2 separate regions of the Mus musculus genome follow, and region 2 is linked to region 1. A link is a loop called in an ENCODE intact Hi-C map of the cell type or tissue named here. Cell type or tissue: left cerebral cortex. All regions are shown on one strand. Each heading gives the region's core, and the rest is flanking DNA. Links, peaks and the distances in the headings are about the cores only.

Region 1 (11,251 bases), core at 1,348-9,347:
GAAAGATCAGAAATTTGAGGCCCGTAACTAAACATGATAAAGGCAATCTACAGCAAACCAGTAGCCAACATCAAAGTAAATGTTGAGAAGCTGCAAGCAATCCCACTAAAATCAGGGAGTAGACAAGGCTGTCCACTTTCTCCCTACCTATTCAATATTGTAATTGAAGTCCTAGCCAGAGCAATTTGATAACAAAAGGAGATCAAGGGGATACAAATTGGAAAGGAAGAAGTCGAAATATCACTTTTTGCAGATGATATGATAGTATATATAAGTGACCCTAAAAATGCCACCAATGAACTCCTAAACCTGATAAACAGCTTCAATGAAGTAGCTGGATATAAAATTAACTCAAACAAGTCAATGACGTTTCTCTACACAAAGGATAAACAGGTTGAGAAAAAATTAGGGAAACAACACCCTTCTCAATAGTCACAAGTAATATAAAATACCTTGGCATGACTCTAACTAAGGAAGTGAAAGATCTGTATGATAAGAACTTCAGGTCTCTGAAGAAAGAAATTAAAGAAGATCTCAGAAGATGGGAAGATCTCCCATGCTCATGGATTGGCGGGATCAATATAGTAAAAATGGCTATCTTGCCAAAAGCAATCTGCAGATTCTATGTAATCCCCATCAAATCTCCAACTCAATTCTTCAACGAATTAGAAAGGGCAATCTGCAAATTCATCTGGAATAACAAAAAAATAGGATAGCAAAAACTCTTCTCAATGATTAAAGAACCTCTGGTGGAATCACCATGCCTGACCTAAAGCTGTATTACAGAGCAATTGTGATAAAAACTGCATGGTACTGGTATAGTGACAGACAAGTAGACCAATGCAATAGAATTGAAGACCCAGAAATTAACCCACACACCTATGGTTACTTGATTTTTGACAAGGGACCTAAAACCATCCAGTGGAAAAAGACAGCATTTTCAACAAATGGTGCTGACACAACTGGTGGCTATCATGTAGAAGAATGCGAATTGATCCATTTCTATCTTGTCGTACTGTCAAATCTAAGTGGATCAAGGAACTCCACATAAAACGAGAGACAGTGAAACTTATAGAGGAGAAAGTGCGGAAAATCCTCGAAGATATGGGCACAGGGGAAAAATTCCTGAATAGAACAGCAATGGCTTGTGCTGTAAGATCGAGAATTGACAAATGGGACCTCATAAAACTGCAAAGCTTTTGTAAGGCAAAAGACACAGTCAATAAGACAAAAAGGCCACCAACGGATTGGGAAAGGATCTTTACCTATCCTAAATCAGATAGGGGACTAATATCCAATATATATAAAGAACTCAAGAAGGTGGACTCCAGAAAATCAAATAACCCCATTAAAAATTGGGCTCAGAGCTGAACAAAGAATTCTCACCTGAGGAATACCAAATGGCTGAGAAGCACCTGAACAAATGTTCAGCATCCTTAATCATCATGGAAATGCAAATCAAAACAAACCTGAGATTCCATCTCACACCAATCAGACTGGCTAAGATCAAAAATTCAGGTGACAGTAGATGCTGGGGAGGATGTGGAGACAGAGGAACACTCCTCCATTGCTGGTGGGATTGCAAGATTGTACAACCACTATGGAAATCAGTCTGGTGGTTTTTCAGAAAATTGAACATAGTACTACCAGAGGATCTCGAAATACCTCTCCTGGGCATATAGCCAGAAATGTTCAAACTGGTAAGAAGGACACACGCTCCACTATATTCATAGCAGCCTTATTTATAATAGCCAGAAGCTGGAAAGAACCCAGATGCCCCTCAACAGAGGAATGGGTACAGAAAACGTGGTACATTTACACAATGAAGTACTACTCAGCTATTAAAAAGAATGAATTTATGAAATTCCTAGGTAAATGGATGGACCTGGAGGGCATCATCCTGAGTGAAGTAACACAATCACAAAAGAACTCACATGATATGTACTCACTGATAAGTGGATATTAGCCCAGAAACAGAATACCCAAGATATAAGATACAATTTGCAAAACACATGAAATTCAAGAACGAAGACCAAAGTGTGGACACTTTGTCCCTCCTTAGAATTGTGAACAAAACACCCATGGAAGCAGTTATAGAGACAAAGTTTGGAGCTGAGACTAAAGGATGGACCATCTAGATGCTGCCATACCTGGGGATCCATCCCATAGTCAGCCTCCAAACACTGACACCATTGCATACACTATCAAGATTTTGCTGAAAGGACCCTGATATAGCTGTCTCTTGTGAGGATATGCCAGGACCTAGCAAACACAGAAGTGGATGCTCATAGTCAGCTATTGGATGGATCACAGGGCCCCCAATGGAGGAGCTAGAGAAAGCATCCAAGGAGCTAAAGGTATCTGCAACCCTATAGGTGGAACAACAATATGAACTAATCATTACCAACCCCCCCCCCCCCCCCCGAGCTCGGTCTCTAGCTGCATGTTTCAGAAGATGGCCTAGTAGGCCATCAGTGGAAAGAGATGCCCATTGGTCTTACAAACTTTATATGCCTCAGTACAGGGGAACGCCAGGGCCAAGAATTGGGAGTGGGTGGGTAGGGTAGTTGGTGGGAAGTTATGGGGGACTTTTGGGATAGCATTGGAAAGAAGAAAATATCTAATAAAAGTAATAATAAAAAAGAAAATATAATGCTTCCTCCTATCCAGTGTTGTCATCACCACTACCATCACCACCACTATAACCACCACCATCATAGCCACCATCACCACTACCACTGATACCACTTCCACCACCACCATCATCATCATCATCATCACCACATTGTTTGATTTTTTTTCTTTGTGTCCCAAGAAATATCATGGCAGATTACTATACGATATATGCAAAGCTTTAATTTCTAAAATTTTCCAATACTTCCAACTCTAATTTTAATTCTCTTGGAATCACCTAGTATTTCAGTCACACCTCCCTAAGTTTTAGAGTAGCAGTTTTCCAACTTTGATTGTGTGACCCTTTAATATGAGTCCTCATATTGTGGCAACACCCAGTCATAAAATTATTTTGTTGCTACTTCATAAGTATAATTTTGCTACTGTTATGAATATGTAAATATTTGATATTAAGGATACCTGATAGGGGCCCCTAAAGGGGTTACAACCCACATGTTGAGAACCACTCTTTAGAGGACCTGTGTGCTCTTTCTTTACAGCCTCAGGATTTCTCACTCACAGGAGTCAGATACCAGCTTTCTCCTTGTGTGATTTTTTTGGGTCTGTTTTTGACACAAGAGTTCATGTTGTCCAGTCTTGCCTGGAATTCATACATAGCTTTGATTGGCTTGACCTACTAATTTTCATGCCTTTGCCTCCTGAGTGCTAGGATTACAAATTTAAGCCACCACAGTAGCAAATGGCGTATAATATAGCAAATTCCTGTGAAAATAAAAGAGGAAGGGAGATGGTAATACATTAGTTTTATCACAAATATATTATTTATTTAAGTTTAACATAACAATAGTAAGGACTAGGAATTACTACTTCATTGTTGTAAATGATGAAGAGAGGCTCCTAAATAGCAAATAATTTGCCCAAGTTTTTACAGCTGGCAAGAAGCAGAATTAGATTCTCACAAAGACAAGAATTAAAAGCTTGTGTTTCTTATTTGGCTTTATGAAGTGTTTTGTGGAAAAGTTATCTATGAAACTAAATATCGTGTTCACATTTCCAAACCATCAATATCATCTTGGTTTCTATACACTCTGATTAGAATTCCGCGTATTTCTCAGTGAGCATCAGGACAACGTGGCTGCATAAATTGAACAGTGAAGTTAAAACCTGCAGAAATAACATAAGTATAAGTTGTATTGCTGTTTATGTGCCGCGGTACTCAGAAGATTCTGAATGAAATTAAAATGCATTTCACTGGTGTGGAATCATGAACATTTGTCAAAATTGTTTTGTACAAAATTCTCTAGCTTTTCACAGCTGTATAAATGCGCCAGCAAAGAAATGAGCACCGAGTGAATAAAAACAGATGTGGCATTTTGCGTATTATCAACAAAATCTCTCCTGTTTTCATCTTCCCAATGTCTTGCCATAACTTCATTTATGACATAATTCTGTACATAAAAACGCAGGGAAAGTACTTGATACTGGCATGCCCCACAATGGCCTTAAGGACAGCACTGTGGTTACTTATATTTCTCTAGAGATAACCTTTGCACAGGAACTAATTTTCTAACTAAAACTCCAACCTTCCATGCAATGCACTCAATGTGACACCGCCAAGCATTCTCCTCTCTACTGAATGTAATTGAGTCAGAACATTTAAAAGCACCTGAAATGAATGTGCACTGAACAGTCTCCATTTTGATTCAGGAAATGGATTTAGGGAATTTTTCAATACCCTGTGAATTTTAAGGAGAGGAAATTACCTTTGGTTATTTAAAGTGAGAGAAGCCATGCTCAGAGCCTTAGGCCAATGTGTTATCATCAAGCCCAAGCTAGTTGAAAAGGTCTGCCTCGGGAAAGTCAAAGTCACTAGTGGCTTGGCTTTATAAGTTGTGTTTTTGCAGCTCCTATTAAAATGCCACAGAGCGGATATTCTAGCGAAACTCCACATGGGTGCTCATCTTGTAAAGTTAACTGCCTTTTACTGTGTTTCTCCAACTGTTAGCCTTCTAGAGGGGAGCTATGCCAGTCTTAGACTAACTTGGGATAGCAGCTCCAATCACTTTAAGAGTTCATATTTTGCAGCTTTTAATTGTTTCAAATTTTTATGAGGCTGCAATATGTTTTAGCAGACATCTCCATAAGTGACATGATTATTTTATTCTAATCTGAAAACCCAATTATCACCTTGTTGTGGAAGACAAGGAACAGCTTTAGAGGTAAACTAATATATCCTACCAGTGGGATGGTTTGTCACTTTTGAAATAATAGTCATCTTTGCTAATAACACTGCTCTAGAACTTCATTGAATGAAAAAGAGAAATGGCAACCCTTCATGCTGCTACACATTAAAATGAACTTCCCACAGGTTTTTAAGGTGTTTACTACATGCTCAGTGTGTCGGATCACAAAGGGATGTGACAGCATTGACAACACAGAAGATCAAAAGCAAATGTGCTTCCTACCAGCTTTTAAAAGCAAGCAGATTTCACACACCACATAGATACATCATATGTGCAAATACACACAAATGGAAGAGCGTGCTGTATACCACAATAAGGAGAGATCACAGCATACTGATAAATGGTAGGAAAAGAACCTGCATTGTTAGAATAAATAGTATTTTAATCACCTCCAATGAACAGTAGCCCACAGTTTCTGCTTGCGAGTAGCTTGCTTTTGTGTTAAAACTTTTTGCTTGCTTTCATAATGGCTATACAAGAAGAATTGAAATAACAAACATATCAAAGATAGAATGTAAAGATATACTTAAATAGAAGTTGGTATTTATTATATTATTAAAATCTGTCAAATATTATTCTAAAATTATAATTATATTGGAAATAAATTTAGCATCATAGTGTGTCACAGGAATGCTGATATAGTTAATTTCTCCATATATTTACTTACAAAAAGTAAGAAACATTTTAAAGAATACACTCTGTTCCAATTAGAAAATAATCTCATACTTTGGCTTTTTTAATAGTTAGTAATCTACAATTAAGTCAGTGTATCAACCCTAAGACTTTCAGTTTGACTGCAGCAAAGCTCCTTCCACGTGTTAAGGCTGGCTTGTTCATCCAATGTGATCAAAGCTCTTTAATTAGTCAGTGGGGTGGGGTGCATTGATGTCCTTTGCCCTCCTGCTGCACACTGCTGAGACATTGGCGCTTTATTACAGACTCTCAAGCATACTGGCTGGCATTCAAACACAACTCAGATTACACTTCGTTAGAAGAACTGCATACTTCCACATGAGAAGGACTACTGATGTAAATAATCTAAGTCCTGGCAACGCAACAACCAAACAATGAGTTTGCCAGTGAGCATATTCAGCAAGGACTCATCCAACATTCTCTAGCAGGCTGAACTACAGCAATGCTGAGTGCATATGCGCTCTCGCCCTCTGCTGGCTGCATTCTACAATTTCACCAACGTATTAAAAATCTTTTAGAGACTTATAAAAAGTGACTTCCTTCCTTCCTTCCTTCCTTCCTTCCTTCCTTCCTTCCTTCCTTCCTTCCTTCCTTCCTTCCTTCCTTCCTTCTTTCCTCCCTCCCTCCCTCCCTCCCACTTTCTTCTTCCCTCCCTCTCTCCTTACATCCCTTCCTCCCTCTTTCCCTTCCCTCTCTCCCTTCCCTTCCTTCCTTCAACCCTTCCTTTCTGATATCCTCACTCTCTTTTACATATTGAGAACTTACTAAAAATGTATATTTTAAATTGAATTCCAAAATGTATATACAATTACACCTTGAAGATCACAGTTAAATTACATCTCTACATTAATTATATTAAAATAACTGAAATGTTTGATTAATTTTATTCTTTATTAATAAGAAGCTCTTTTAAATAAACTATAACCAAATAATTCAAATACATTGTTTTTGATATATCAACTAAAAATGAACAATCACAAAGTAAACTTAATAATTTTTTTCAAAAAGTATGAAATATAATTTAGCAATGATATTAAGTGGATAACTTGAACATAACACATCAATTATATTTAAAATAACCAAATTAAGTTAAGTAACTTAGACCATGCTAAGTTCACTCCATGCTGAATCACTCCAGTTTTGCAAATAATGGGACAAAAGTGACCCAATCATGGCAGTAGGTGATCGGCTCCAGCATGCAGATTACCTAATGACTGTTCAATTGGTTTGCTATCTGTAGCATTGGTATGGATGGTGCATCAATATCTCATATCCAACAGATAGGAAACTGGTCTAGTCATTGTCATCATCACCCCATAGGGAGCCTTTCCTCTGTATTGACTTATTGCTTGGCATTGCTTTCATCCATTCTGCATGTTCATACTTCCATTTCCAGCCTCTTGTTTTTCACAGACATATTCTCTTCAGCTTCAGCAAGGCAACAATCAAAACATTTCCTTACATTTCCTTAGTCTTACTTCATAAAATCTGCTCTTCCATAACACTTCATTAGTGAAGATGTGTGTGTGTGTCAGAGAGAGAGAGACAGACAGACAGACAGAATGTATCATCACTAACACATATATACGAATATATATGTATATACATTTTACACAGAGACAAGCATACATCACACACATTAATGTATATGCACACACACTGGTTTGGGTTTGAAATAATATATATATATATGTGTGTGTGTATATATATATATATATATATATATATATATATATATATATATATATTAAGTGCTGGGATTAAAGGCGTGTGCCACCACCGCCTGGCTGAAATCTTATATACTTGAGGTTGACCTTGCTCTTATGATCTTCCTGCCTCTGACTCCCAAGTGCAGGGACTATAGACGTGCACCATCACACCTCGTTTTACTTGGCAGATAAAGATCAGATTCTGGGCTTTATGCTTGCTAGCCAGGCACTTTCCCAACTGAGCAACACTCCAAACCATCATTAAGGGATTTATTAAGTGAAAAGGTAAAGATCTGCTGTCTGCTTTAGGCCTTCTGTCACTACAGGATGGGCAAGCTCTGCGGTTCAAACACCTGGCCGTAAGTACTCAGGAGTCAGCTTCGGAGTGGGGTCAGCTGTCTGCACCCCTGTGAGGGTTTCTGCTTCTTACTGTTCACCAAGGATGATTACAAGTTTGGTCTTAATGATTAGCTCAGGTTTTCCAATGACAGTCACAGAAGTAGGACAAGGAAAGCATGGGAGAATCAGAGTCCTGGGAATAAGAATGGATGCATTAGAGAGGGGAAGATAGAGTTTGGCGGCAGTGAGAATGTTGTGAAATAGCGACTACTGACAACAGTACATACTGGTTGGTAATCACTATTAAAGGGTTCTTACCAGAGGGCAAAGTCAGAAGGTGGGTCCTCCTGAGAAACTGGACTGTGATGCTCACATTAAGGTTTTTATGCCTTTAATTTCTAAATCTTTCCAGAAATTTTAGCCATTTAAGAAACGCTTTCTCAGAGGTGAAGGAGAAGGGGTAATGGGGCGGGGAGAAGAACTCTGCAAAGGGGAACCGGGATGGGGGGCACTATTTGTGATGTAAAAAAATAAAATAATTAATAATGATAAGAATGATAAAGAAATAACTTCAAAAAATGATGTTTCCTTTCCATTTTAGAACTAATTCTGATCAATGCATAGAAGAGGTTTACTTGGGTACAATATGTACTTCACGTGCATATGGTTCATGTAAAGTGCACACAAGAAAATGTAGACTTGAAAATGCTACATACTTGAATATTTTTCTGTTCAAAGAACATTATCTGTAAGGAATCCTTTCTTTTTCTCCCACAGAAAAACAGCCTTTCCATGTTAATATTTCAGAATGAACCTTGTTCAGACAGAAATTGATCCTTTGCATGCCTGTGTGATCACATATGTTCTAAAAGAAAGGTATTAGTAAGTAATGCTTAGGTGGGGCCAGAAGCAGCCCAGAGCATCTAATTAGTTCCAATTAGCCATGTCAGGGGATTACTTTCTAGGTAAAATTACCTTATAATGAGGTGATTAACCTCTTTGGAAATAGTTCAAGATAGACTTATATTATATTTAATATGCCCTATAAAGAACTGTTACAACAGGGGTCCTCAAATTTTTCCCTGGAAGGATTTCTATGAAGTATCAATTGATCTTATTCCTGAAAAGCTACATGACACTTTCATCATATTATTGATATAGTGAGTTCTACTGCATGTAGAGATGAGAAGTCAGGTACGCTTCATGTCAAATCAACTCGCTTAGATGACATTAAGATTATATACACTAAGAAATTAAGATATGGAACGCTAATCAATTACAAATGATGGCTCAAGACTACCCATGAACAAAAGAAGGAAACAATATTGCTCTCAACTTCCATCAAGGTAGTATAATCATTGGTAAAAGTTGGTTGTTCATTGTATATTAGTTTAGACTGTTTTTTCCATGTCCAGGACACAATTTGATCTTGTCAACAACAACAGATTAGATCAGAACACAAGGAGGACTAAGTTCTGAGACTTTAGCACATCAAATCTTTGATAAATTAGGGTTAGGGTGACTATAAAAAGGAGTTTTAATTGCTGCTTAAATTAGTTTCATTTCTTTTCATTTTAGGAGCTAATTTACTAATATATATGTATATATATAATTTATATTTATATTTATATATATTACATGTTTGCTGCCACACTTTTCAGGACAAGATGTTATTTACTTTCCGTTTTCATTTGAAAACTATTTTTCCAAAAAATTTACTTGTAGGTAGAAACTAGGGGTCTGAGTAGGTCTTTTTTTTTTTTTCTAAAACTGCTAATAGTAGTTAAACATTAGAAAGTACTTAGATAATTCTTGTGGATTTTGGGAGGACATCTCTGAAATTAGCCATTTCTATTTTTAAAATCTTGTCTGCATGCTTTCTTAAGAAGTGAATAAGTAAAAATTTTCAAAGACCACATGCAACTTTATGTAAAATTAAAGATAAACACTAGGGTACCCTGTGCTCTGTCTAATGGATGACTGTGAGCACCCACAATGAAGGAGCAAGAGAAAGTACCCAAGGAGCTGAAGGGGTTTGCAGTCTCTAGGAGGAACCGCAATATCAACTAACCAGTACTCTCAGAGCTCCCTGGAACTAAACCACCAATCAAAGAAAATACATGGAGAAACTCATGGCTCTAGCTGCACACATAGCAGAGGATGGTCTAGTCTGTCATCAATGGGAGGAGAGGCCCTTGGTCATGTGAAGGTTCTATGCCCCAGTATAGGAGAATGCCTGGGCCAGGAAGCAGGAGTGGGTAGGTTGGTGAGCAGGGGGAGGAGGGAGAGGATAGGGGATTTTTGGAGGGGAAACTAGGAAAGGGAAACATTTAAAATGTAAATAAAGAAAATATCTAATAAAAAGTAAAATAAAAATTGTCCTGATATATATCCAACCCCTGACATTGCCTGGAGGGCCAGGAACCAGATGCTATATAGCACAGAGACCTAAGATATATCTAGATACAATAAAAAAGGTCAATGAAATTATTCTTATTAATATTCTGCTGTACTCATTGACTAGAGCCTAGCATAACTGTCATCTAGAGGCTTCATCCAGGAACTTAGGGGAACAGATTTCAGAGCCTGCACAGCTAAATAATTGTTTCAGAATTTATTTAATCAAATTCAGAGGAACAACTTTTCGATCATGCCTTACTTGACGGTGTTACATTAGTTTGGCATAATCAACTAATCTGGGCTCAAAGGGACTCACAGAGACTGAACTAACCATCAAGGAACCTACATGGGTCTGACCTAAGCTCCTTGAATTTATGTTATGGTTGTATAGCTTAGTCTTCTTGTGGGACTCCTAATAGTTGGTTCTGGGACTGTCATTGACATTTATTAAGCATGAAATAAATAGCTATGGAAAATGAAGATATATAAATACATAATTATCATATTAAGGAAAAAACTTGAATACTTCTTTAATATTTCAAAATGTATTTAATCAAATTCAGAGGACCAACTTTTCAATGGTGTGTTGAAGTATAGAATTACCTGGTGGTGTTTAGTTTTGACATTACTCAAACGTTTTTTCTCGGGTGCCAGGAGTCAAATGTTAGTGATAGCTGCTAGGCTAGCACACTATACACCATGTCACCCCCAAGTCACTAAAGCTTTCCATTATTTCAAATCCATATTTTATATGAAAATCTCAACTAGATATTTTTCTGTTTAGATAAGAAGTAATAATCCTCTGTTTTATTATTTTTTTCATTTCCCCGTTAATTTTGTCTATAGCAAAGTAGAAAGTTTAGGATAGATTTTGTTTTTCTGTTCTTATCTTGGACATTATAATTTCCAACATTTAATGGGACACAGAATGTAAAGAATAATGTACTTTCTCAGTTAAGGTGAGATAAGCACTATCCACATAGCTCAAAGAATGTGTACCCGTAATTTGGCAGTTTGAAAATCAATAAGTATGATTTATGAGCTATTTATTTTGACTAATTAAATATTGCTTCAGTAATATATCTTTTCAGATGGATAATGTTTATTTAGAGTTAAATTTTGCTGGCTTTTGTAAATAGATGAATACCATGTTATTCGGTTTACAAAATGAAAATATACATATATGTAGACATATGTGTATAATGTAGAACGTGATAGTTTGTACATTAGTAT
Region 2 (11,251 bases), core at 2,192-10,191, 200 kb after region 1:
AAGGCAGTAAAGTCAAAGAGGCATCTGAATTCTTGTATACAATAGAACTAAATAAACCTACATTCTGCCAGGCCATAAAAATGCAACTTCCTTAAAATAACTCTAAAATATACTGTTGCTTTATTGAAATTATTCTCATGGAATAAATATGATCCTGAATATATAGACTCATAGATAAGCTGTCATGGGGTGGGGTAAAAATGGTCCCATCTAAATCATATGTAAAGATCAAAATCTTAACTCCAGATATGAGTGAATGTGAACTTTTTTGCAAATACAACCTATATTAATATACTCAAGCTAGAATATAATCATGTTGGGTGTCTGGCCCTTGACTGGAAGCTTTAGAATGAGAAGGAATTCTGGACAGGAAGTACTGACACAGAGGGAAGGCCACATGAGACAAGCCAGGCTGAGATATTAATAGTTGTCTTTACAATGCACGCAGCACCAAGAATTTCTAGAAACTACCAGAATCTGGTAAAAAGCAAAGGATTCATCCCTAAACTCTGGAGAGGGCTAATAGCCTCGCTGACATTGTTCTGTTAAGCTTCTTCTCTCCCAGTATATAAGAGAATACATTTATGTTATCATTTAGCTTATGGCATTTTGTTATAGAAGCTCTAGAAAATGAGCCCATTGACACAATGAAAACCCAAAGCAGACCCTATGTCTTAAGTCTCTTCTGGATTTTGGCTTGTCATAGAAAATGAGTTTTTCCTCCTTGATATTGTACAACTACCTTAAAACTGAGGCAGAAGCTAAAACATTCTGATATGGCAATCTTTGTGTGTACAGAGTGAGTCTGTCTAGAATTCGTACTCTATGGGACATCCTAAAATGACAAATTGTGAAAAAATGCAGGTAAGCAACACACACCCTCAGGCCAGCATAGCTCCCAGACAGTATTAGAGTCACAACTTCGTGTGCTCTTCCATCTCATGTATTTCCAATATAAACAGTAAGTAAAATCAGTATCGGATTTTTACACTTAGGCCAAATGGAAAGAACTAAGGACTTAGAATTATCCAATTGACCAGGAGACTAAAGTAGGTGAGGATATAACTCAATATATCTCATGGGACGCTGCCTTTATAGACCTAACTAAGCCCAGTATTTTATTTTCAAGTTTAAATGCCAGAATGTCCAGTATCTCTGAATTTTTCTGTTTAGTCTTAAAGAAGCATTAGCATGTAGCAGGATCCATACCATGAGGAAGCATCTTGCCCATTAGTAAAAGAGGAGCACATATTAAAAGGAACATGCCTTAAGAGATTTGTATGAACTAGCCATGTATTGCCTTATATTTATGGAAACTAAACTCAAACATCTCATCTGGAAGGTATATTCTAGTGGCTATCTGGTCCATGATCTTGTATATAGAGGGAAAGGTTAAAACTGTGGGCAACATGTTTAAAGAACTGGTCATTTTTACAATCTGTGAGTGAAATTGTGGAACAACTGTCTCTGATGCTTCATGTTGCCCAGAAATGTACCTGTCCACAAGACAGAAACTAAAAACCAACCAACCAGCCAAACAGTAAAAACAAATAAAAAAAGCTGCAAATCAAGACTATCAGTCATAAATAAATGATTGTGTTAGCTGCATTGTAAACTGAAAATGTTCTAAAGAAAACAAGAGTCTGTTAAAAATACACGTATCAACTAAATAGAAATTACATAATAGAATTAAAACAAATAAATTGGTTTTCTTTAGGTTACTGTTAATAGTGTGCTTTCTGAGAATCTGCGTATGTTTCTTTTCAATAAGAGATCACAAAGGGAAATGTGTTAAAATCTATCACCAACCATAGCAAGGTTCTTAGATCAGCACTGTTCCTTAAGTCTACTTTTTATGGTCTATGTAGAGCAATCCCTAAATTCAAATGTTGACAGTATTTGCAGATGAAGCCTTAGGGAGCTAACTTGAGCTAGATGGACATATGAGAGAGATACCTGAAAGAATTAGCAACCGTACAATGAATCAGAAGTAGGCCTAAAGACAAATACTTATTTTGTCTTGACATATAATGGCATCCTCCAAGTTATGACTGTTAAAAAAAAAAAGGTTTTATATGACATGCTCCCTAACCTGAAAGTACTCAACCTCCAAAGTATAAGAAGCAACTCTCTCGCTATTAAAAACTACCTAGCTTGTGGCATTGTGTGCTAGCAATACAACAATCAGGCTGGGAAAACTTGTTTCTATGCCATTCCATGCATCAGCATCTATGATATATACAGAGTTGGCAAGATGCCCAAGACTGATGACTGTCTTCAAGGGTCCAAGGTAAGAAGAGACAGACAGGGGTCTTCCTTGAGGTTAGAAATGAATTAGATCACAGATGCATCTTGACTCTTGAACAGAATTACCAAGACGAGTAGTTCTTGCCTTTCAAAAGTCATTTTCAAAATGTTGTCCACAGCTATCTTTCCATATTTTTAAAAGATGGCATGTAGAAAAGTAAAATTTATTTTTAAGATCCCCAGAAACTATCTTTCAGGGTAACAGATACAGGCATATATCTACTAAAGTCAAATAATATGAACCAGCTTTTTCTTGGACTTGAATTAAACACTTGGAAATAATTTCAGAATTTGACAGCTCACAGTAGCACCTAATTTAGAGCCAGCTCTATGTTTATTAGTAAAATCTGTCTCAAGTTTGGATGAAAAAGTGTGTGTGTGTGTGTGTGTGTGTGTGTGTGTGTGTGTGTGTGTGGTATGGAGAGGTGTTGAGCTAATGGTAGAAATGAATAGTAGAAAAAGAAAAATAGGAAAAATATTCATTAGAATTTAGTGATTCATATACAAAAAAATAGTCCCTCTTACAAATAAAAGTTCAATGACATGACTTAAAGAAATTTGTTAGTTTACACTTTCATATGAAATCAATATTTTATAAACTCAGGCAATTTCATTAATGATGGTATTTGCAAAATAATAAACTGTCTATGGCTTTCAAAACCTTTTGACAATGAGAAAAATGTCATTGTCAGGAGCTTATTATTTTCACTAAAAGTACATTCTTACAAGATAACAAGTTAGTAACTCAGATGAATATGATAGGCATTCTCTTTTAATCTCAAATAGTTGTATTAACCTCACATCCTAGTATTTCCTGCCTGACAAGAAGTCATCTTTTCTTGATACACAGAGTAACGACCATGTCAAGGACACACTCAGCAGCAGGTATGAATCAGACTTGGCAACATGGTCTCAATAGTGGCAGGACATAAGCAAGGAAAAGAAAAGGAAAACCAAGATGAGCATTTGTTCCTTCATTCTCAAAGGAATGAAGTTGAAAGCACAGAAAATATTTGCTTAAGTAGGAGATACAGCTGTTTTGTTTTGTTTTGTTTTGTTTTGTTTTGTTTTGTTTTGTTTTGTTTTGCTTTGCTTTGCTTTGCTTTGTTTTGTTTTGTTTTGTTTTGTTTTGTTTTGTGTTTTGTTTTCCTGGGTGTTTACCGATTTTCTAGGTTAGGTAGAATGCTTTACAGAAGAGCTACAGCATTCTTAGAACTTATCTTTAGGTCTACAAGATGGCTGCAATAGTATATCTAGATACATTTCATTGATATAAAACTGCAGGAATGGATGCTTATCACTTATGTTTTAAGATTTATTAACCAGTCTAATGAGATTTGAGTATTATAAGTTATTTAAATGTATTTTGAGATAAAATTTAAAGATGAAGTGCATTTGAGATTCAATATCTAACATGAAGATTACCATATGACTCATTATAGAGAACCTGAGAATTTCCTCGAAACCTGGCACTCCCTTAAGATCATCAGATGATTATGAAAAACATGTATTACCAACTTATAGCAATGGACGCAAATGGAAGTATAATGTTGATGTCATTCAGAAATGAAACCACTGGAGAACAACTCAGTATTTCTTTAAGAACGGAAGTAAAGTAAGATAAAATAAATTGAAGAAGAAAATATTAGCATCAAAAAAAAAAAAAAAACCATCAAGGGAAATAAAGAACTGAGCCTACTTCCTACTAAGTAGTTAAGACTAGTGCAGTCCGGTCCAAGGAATGGGACATTTTAAATATGAGGTGAGGATGAATCATGGCCTCTGCAGGGGTTCCTTTGAACATACCCAGCCTAACAGGGACTTCAGTGGTGAAGGAGGATGCAAGAACTTGTGCTTCTTAAATCTGTGCTTTGTAGAATTCAAAACCAAAATGAAGTAAGTGGTGGAGAGGTTGCATTTATTGTCATGGAATTATTATAGATAGCTGAAGGGGACATACTATATCAAATTACAATTTTGGAAAGATTTTTCTAGTGGTGCTATGGCAGCTTACATATAGGAGAAGTACCTTCTGTCAGGGAAATAAGCCAAGAGATTCTTACTCTAACCTAGTGGGGAGGGGGTGCTAAGAGCTTGCACTAAGGTTGGGAACATGAAGTCAAAACCTCAGATCTGGGAGAGATATTTTAAGCAAGAAATGTAAGGGCTTAGCACTAGGCTATATGAAGGAGAAAAATGTGAAAGACAAGAAAAACCTGACTTCTAACTCGCATAGTAACTGGAAACATCATTTGAGGATCAGCACTTGTAAATAGCAGGGTAAGAGTTGAGGAGTTGCTCTTGAAAATGCAAGTCTATGGACCTTGACATAAAAGTTAGTGATGCTTGAAGCCACACAATTTCCTATGGTCTTTAAGGATGCAAGCTGTCATTCTGACTAGGCCTGCCTGGGAAATTTTCATTTATAAATCCTTACCAAGATGAGACTGCCATACCCTGAATTTTACACATGACATGCCCCATGGACACCAGGGTTCACAATAGGCACCACATCTCATTTTAAGTATTGCCCACTAAGTTGATAGAATAGTCACTAAGCATTTACTAAGTATGTGCTCCAGTTGTAAACGTATCTACACTGACTTTTTACCCATTTAATCCTTACAACAATCCTACTGGTTAGGTATTATCAACTCTATTTTACAGTGTAAGAATATTGTCCCAGACTGAGGCAATCAATGGATACAGTGGCACAGTTTATAAATGACTCGGGGCATGTTAGTACTCTGCGTTTCTCAAGTTGTGATTTCAAGTCATGCTAAGTGAGCAATAGGTTTTGGAGGAAGATTGAAGTGCAGCTCTGCTTCATTCTCTGATCTTCTGTTTAAGCAAATTTCTCTTGGAATCTACTCAGGTGGTTCCTTAAAAAGCCCATTACAGGCAGCACCACATTCCTGCCCTCTCCTGGCTCCAAGAGGGTGAAGATGACATTTGGTTCTTTAGAGATCTGTCACATCAGGCACCTTTAGTTGAGGGACAGTCTTAGGCTAACGTTTCCATAAAGCAGCTCAAGAAAGCAATGAATAATACTAAGTATATAAATATTTTCAGGTGAATATATTCTGACACTAGCCACAAAATTAATAAATTTAATAAAGGTGACCCTACTGTTGCTCTAAGTTAGAATTCTGAAAGTACTCAGAGAAACTCCAGGAAACAAAGTGGGAGGAAGAAATGACTCGAATAGCAAACTTCTGACACCCTCCCCCACGCCCCCCCGGAGAGCTTGGGGCTACAGACCACGCAGGTTAATTCCTGTCTTTAAAGCTTAATAGGCACTCATAAATATTATCTGTTAAGGAATAAAAAAAAATCTAATAATAATAGTAGTAGTAATAAGAATAGTAAAAATAATAACACAACATATTCAATATATTGCTTTTAAATCTGATAAAAGTGAAAAAGTCAATACTGATATTTTAAAATTTTAGCCTATGTTAAAATTAAGATATGCTGTGTAAAATGCTGTGGGGCTGGAACTAGGCTTCTGGGACAAGAAAAATTACATAGTCTTCTAATTAGTTTCCCAAATGTATTTTTAATATATATAATTGTTTTGTTATGGTCTTTTTTTTAAAATTGAGCATTGATATGTTCTTACATTTTATTATAATAACCAAACTCTTCAAATCTGCAAACACTTAATTTCAGTTTGAAATATAACTCAACTTGATTTTTTTAAATTATTTCTCTCTCTCTCTCTCTCTCTCTCTCTCTCTCTCTCTCTCTCTGTCTCTCTCTCTCTGTTTGTGTCATTTAAGAATACTTTTTAACCTGTAGGTTTGGACAGAACCTTGTAGCTCTACCATAACCTGATTTGCCAACTATTACAGTGCCCTCTGCTGTTTATTCTGGTAAAAGGATGCAAAGAACTGAAGAACTAAGAAGCTATTCTGCTCAAAAGGAAGAAATGTTTGTTTATGCTAATTTCAGAAATTAAAAAGATATAGTAGTGCCATATAATAACTATGTTTATTCCCAAGTTTATTTGAAGCAGTTTGACAGTCAACCAGGTGGTATCCTAAATCTTTGGCCAGTGTGCTTTTTCCCTAATCATTACTACACCAAGACCTCTTGTGTCGCAGTTCACAAAGTACCTGGAGGTAAGGAACATACATGGGAAAATAGTTTTGTGTGGCAGTAATGACCCTCTTCTGTTTGCCCACTCTCATTTGTGGTTTCTGATTGCTTTCCTGGGAAATGCTAGAACCCACTCCAATGGCCCTTCTGTAAAAGCTTGTGAAGTCACCATCTCTAAAATCCTTAGTCCTATGAGGACACATCTGATTCTCTGGCAGGTGAAATTAGAACACCCCACCACCACCCGCCCAAGGTTTTGGGTGGTTTATTCCAATATTGATGGCCTTCCGGTACAGTGCTGTCATGGTACTCACTGTGGTCTGGCACCAAACACAATGCAGGCCCGTCAGGCCCTGGTAACATTTCACTGTTTTGTGGCACTTATCGCACTTGGTTGGGCAATTGCCTTCGACCCAATAGTGGTGCATGACCTAGAACAGAATAACAGGGCAGTAAGAGGCGCTATCCATAGTGACACATGTGGAAAGCCTGTGTGGCCAGACTTACGTCTGTGTTTTTCTTGGACTTCACATATGTCTTGATGCAGGAGGGCGGGGCTCTGGCCACACAGCGCTCATGGACCGTGTACTTGCAGACTGAAAGGAAACAGGTACACAGATTCAGAGCTGACCCTGGTCCTGATTGCACATTTACGAGGGAAGAGTGGCATTAACAGATGCTCATTTCGCATCCACTGTTCTCTAATCAATCCAATCAGCCGCATCAAGGAAAAAAGTCCAAGTCGGCTGTTTTTATCATGGAATGCAAAAGGCCAATTAGTACAGGAAATAGTATGCATATGAGAAGGCAAGGCTCCTCTGTCATGGCGTAGCAGGAACAGGAAATGCTTAATTAAATCAGTCCTTGCTCAAATTTTTCACAATAATTCCCAGATGACAAAAATATTAAAGACAAATTGATGACTGCCAAGTGGCTTTGTGTCATTTGCTAGAAGGAAGAGGTCTATATTTCATAAAGTATAGGCATGAGAGCAGCTGGCAGGCATGGGAGTAAATGTCTGTGTGCTTAATACTGCTTTGTCTATTGGCTTATCTAAACTTTAAATGGTAGATTTGTCTACTGCTGGAGAATAGATTCCATCATCCGTGCCAGACTTTCAGGGAAATTCATCCTTCATTTTCCATCATGATATTGTTTCTTCAAACAACCACTTTCACTAGGCAACATATGGCGCCAGGAAACAAAAATATATATGAAAAAAACATTCATACTAGTAAATGTATGTATAAATGTATGTATATAATCTATGCCACAAAACAAAAACACACTTGGGGTGCATCTCTGCGTCTTGTGGTTTCACTCTGAATATTAGTAGGGGTCACATGCACTTGTGTATGAGAAGACCGTTCCACTTCAGAATTCATAAATATACAGAAAAAGTGTTTAAAACGAAATAGACCAACAACTTAAAAATCTACTTCTTGAAATATGAATGAAATATATGTAATGCTTATGGTGTTTATTAATAAAACTCTAAGATATCCTGTCTGTGAGTTCTGACCACAGCCAGGAAGAACACATATCTTTTATTTTATTTTATAGTAGTACTCATATTATGAGTTTTCCCCTAATAACCATTTTGTAAACAGCAAAAACCTATCCTTTCTACTATACCACTCCTCTTCTTTGAAAGTTATCTTGTTTCAGTCAATTATATCTGCCTCAAAATATTCACACCCTTAAAAATTTATAGAAGTTCTGAGATAGTTTTGTTGCTATTGTTTTATTTGTTTGTTTTAACATGGAGATTATTCTAGTATATCTGGACCTTCCAACATGACCATCAGAAATGTTTCTCTTATGTGATATTTCATAAATGTTATATAACCTTAAAAAGATCCCATTCATTTATAAATTATATACATTTATGACATTATATATATATATATTCGGTTTTTTGAGACAGGGTTTCTCTGTATAGCCCTGGCTGTCCTGGAACTCACTTTGTAAACCAGGCTGGCATTGAACTCAGAAATTCACCTGCCTCTGCCTCCCGAGTGCTGGGATTAAAGGCGTGTGCCACCACACCTGGCTTAAGTATAGTTCTTAATGTTAAATAATATACCTGGAGAAAAAAATCTTAAAGCATATTGCATAGCAGAAATTGATGTGGCTGAATTGCTGGATCAGTGGAGAACTTAACCTTATTTCAGAGAATATAAACTTTATTTTAGGTAAAAAATATTATGGATTAAATCAGTACTAGATGATTTTATAAATTAACTTACACACATATTTACATACACTCTCTTAGCAAATCTCTAACAGCTCTGGCTGCATATGTAGCAGAAGATGGCCTAGTCGGCCATCACTGGGAAGAGAGGCCTCTTGGTATTGAAAACTTTATATGCTCCAGTACAGGGGAATGCCAGGGCCAAGAAGTGGGAGTGGGTGGGTAGGGGAGCAGGGCAGAGGGAGGGTATAGGGAACTTTCAGGATAGCATTTGAAATGCATATATAGAAAATATCTAATAAAAAATAAATAAATAAAATGTAAATACATAAAATATCCAATAAAAATAAAATAAATGGAAAAAAGAAAAAAAGAATAAAATAAATCTTGCAAGACAAGGAAACAGAAAATATCAAAATGAATATGACTTATAATGCCTTATATTCCAATATTGATATTCATATGAAGATTTTCCTTTATGTAAAGTAACATACCAGAGGCATTTAGCAGGTGACTCAGCAGGCAAAGCACTTGCTACCAATGACTATAACTCAGATCTCAAGAACTCATTTAAAAAATTGACCACCTGTGAGTACCTCAGTGTACTGGAGGTAGAGAGTCTCCCAGATGCAATAGGATGCAATGTAAAGTCGTTGAGATATAAGTCAATACGAAAATTTGGGTCCATATATAAGGTGGGAGCAATGGAGAAAGTCACTAGATATTAATCTTAGATTATGAACACACACACACATGAGCAAGCATAGACATGAGAACACACCCCCACTCACCCACATACCCCCCACTTTTGTACTCCATAAATATGTAAAACTGAGAGCTGTAATGGTTAACTTATAAGGGGAATATATGAGAAAGCAGTGAAAAATGTCTAAATACTCCAAGGAGAAATGAGAAGCACAAATACTTAAAATTTAAACTACAATACAAAGAAATACCCATGGAATTGGAACACATCATTTATTTCCTTTGAAAGGAAGTTGGCCAGTGACCTGAACATTGAGCAGCTACAGGGAAAGATGTACAATAAGCATTTTGGCCTGGGGTATGACACACAAACAGGAGAGCTGCATGAGCTCAGTGTCCCCTTCAAGCAAGGTGATGACATCAGGCAGAGCCAGTGAACTCACAGGAGCAGCAGAGGCCCTGCTTCCCCACGCCAATCAGCATGTTCAGGCAGAGATTGCAGTAGGCAGGCTTGTTAAAGTGCTTGAGTCGCCACACATGCTGTCCATCATCCTTCACATTCTGCAGAAGACGGGAAAGAAACAGATTTCACTTTAATGAAATAAACAGTGGACTCTGCAAGTGCCAATCGAGCTCAGGCAGGACTGATGCGTGTGCAGACAATCTGTTCCTTCATCTTGGCTCTCTCCAGTACAAGAGTGCCACAGAGACTTCAGGAAAACCAAAGTGTTCTCTTGCCTGGTGAGACGCTGAAATGAATCTGACAGGCTACAGTGACCCATGAGATCTTGTCTAATGTACCCAGCAACCTCCACGATGACCCGCCAAACAGAACTCCCTGTGAAGACAAGGGCATGCCTTCGTGGCCATGGAGTAGCTCATGCTTAGCACAATTCCATAAACAAATGAACAAAGAAATTGAAACTTGTAAAGACTTAACTGTGGATTTGTGTTGGGCAAAAAAAAAAAAAAAAACAAAAAAAAAAAAAAAACAAAAAAAAAAACAAAAACAAAAACAAAAAACAAAAAAACAAAAAACAAAAAATTTAGAGTGAGGGTAGGTTTGTAAGACAGAAAAATGTGATGTAATTGCATGTTTTATGTGTAGGGGCACTATAGAAAGATAACACAGCTCATATCTTATTTTTATTAATAATAAAATATTAATAATAATGCTTCTAGCCACAGTGAGAGCCAGGACACTGATTTATAATATCTATGAATCCACAGTAACTACTTCTCACATTAGAATAAGAAATGTCAAATTTGCATCGTAAGATGAAACATTAATGAACATGCCTCCTAGGAGGTACTTGTCAACGGCCCCTTGAAGTTTAGCAAGTTTTGATGGCAGAAACACTGCCTTGTTTTTTGTCCCAAGCAGCCATTTGAAATACAATTGATGACTGAAGACCCTGCACTATGGAGATGTCCAGATGAGAGGACAAGCTTATATGGTACCCATGCTAATAAAAACAGGCTACACAGATTTCTGCCCTACAGAGAGGTTTGGTTCCCCAAGCCGTTGGAACTGGGGTCTGATACTAAGTGTTGCATTTAGTAGGCTCACATTCTTTCATCTCAGGCTAAGAGAAAAAGGCAACCCAGCTGAGCTGTGAAATGCCTATTGCTTGCTATCTTGTGAGTCATATACCAACTGTCTCTGGCCCAGAGATTCTCAGGTACCAAGGGAGCTGCAGTGAGCTGATCCCTTACCTACAACCTTAGGTTAATCTCAGACCCCTCTCCATTTCTTAGCAATATTCAAGTTTGTCTTTTGGATAAAGGAATGAGAATGTTTCAACAAAAGCAACTGAGTAAATGGTGATAGTTCTCTTGGCAACCACATCAGGAGTCAGGGTTTTAAACATTTTCATTCACCATTTAAAAAATAAGGTTCACTGTTATTTCTTAGCCAGGGCTGGTTTGGATGTGTTATAATAA

The links. Peaks named below come from ENCODE experiments on the same cell type or tissue, not always from the same donor. Only the 100,000 strongest peaks of a DNase experiment are listed, where the experiment ranks them.
Region 2: a loop joins it to region 1, with 2.7 times the contacts of the local background. A loop is called at or near these places in 4 of 42 quality-filtered maps.

What each region holds. Positions count from the first base shown.
Region 1 is chr12:38,337,504-38,348,754 of GRCm38, reverse strand. All of the region lies in intron 21 of Dgkb (diacylglycerol kinase, beta), which reads right to left. It overlaps Gm52011 (a long non-coding RNA gene), which reads left to right. Exons shown (of 3, transcript XR_003950275.1): 3 at 2,476-2,486. Among named protein-coding and RNA genes, the nearest start is that of Gm52011, 25 kb to the left of the region's middle. In left cerebral cortex, for the core only: a CTCF peak has its summit at 6,036 (motif pointing left); a DNase peak (open chromatin) is centred at 6,012.
Region 2 is chr12:38,135,158-38,146,408 of GRCm38, reverse strand. Dgkb (diacylglycerol kinase, beta) reads right to left here. Exons shown (of 26, transcript NM_001361686.1): 10 at 9,751-9,868; 11 at 6,916-7,004; 12 at 6,723-6,839. Among named protein-coding and RNA genes, the nearest start is that of Gm52011, 230 kb to the left of the region's middle. In left cerebral cortex, for the core only: a CTCF peak has its summit at 6,179 (motif pointing left); a DNase peak (open chromatin) is centred at 6,166.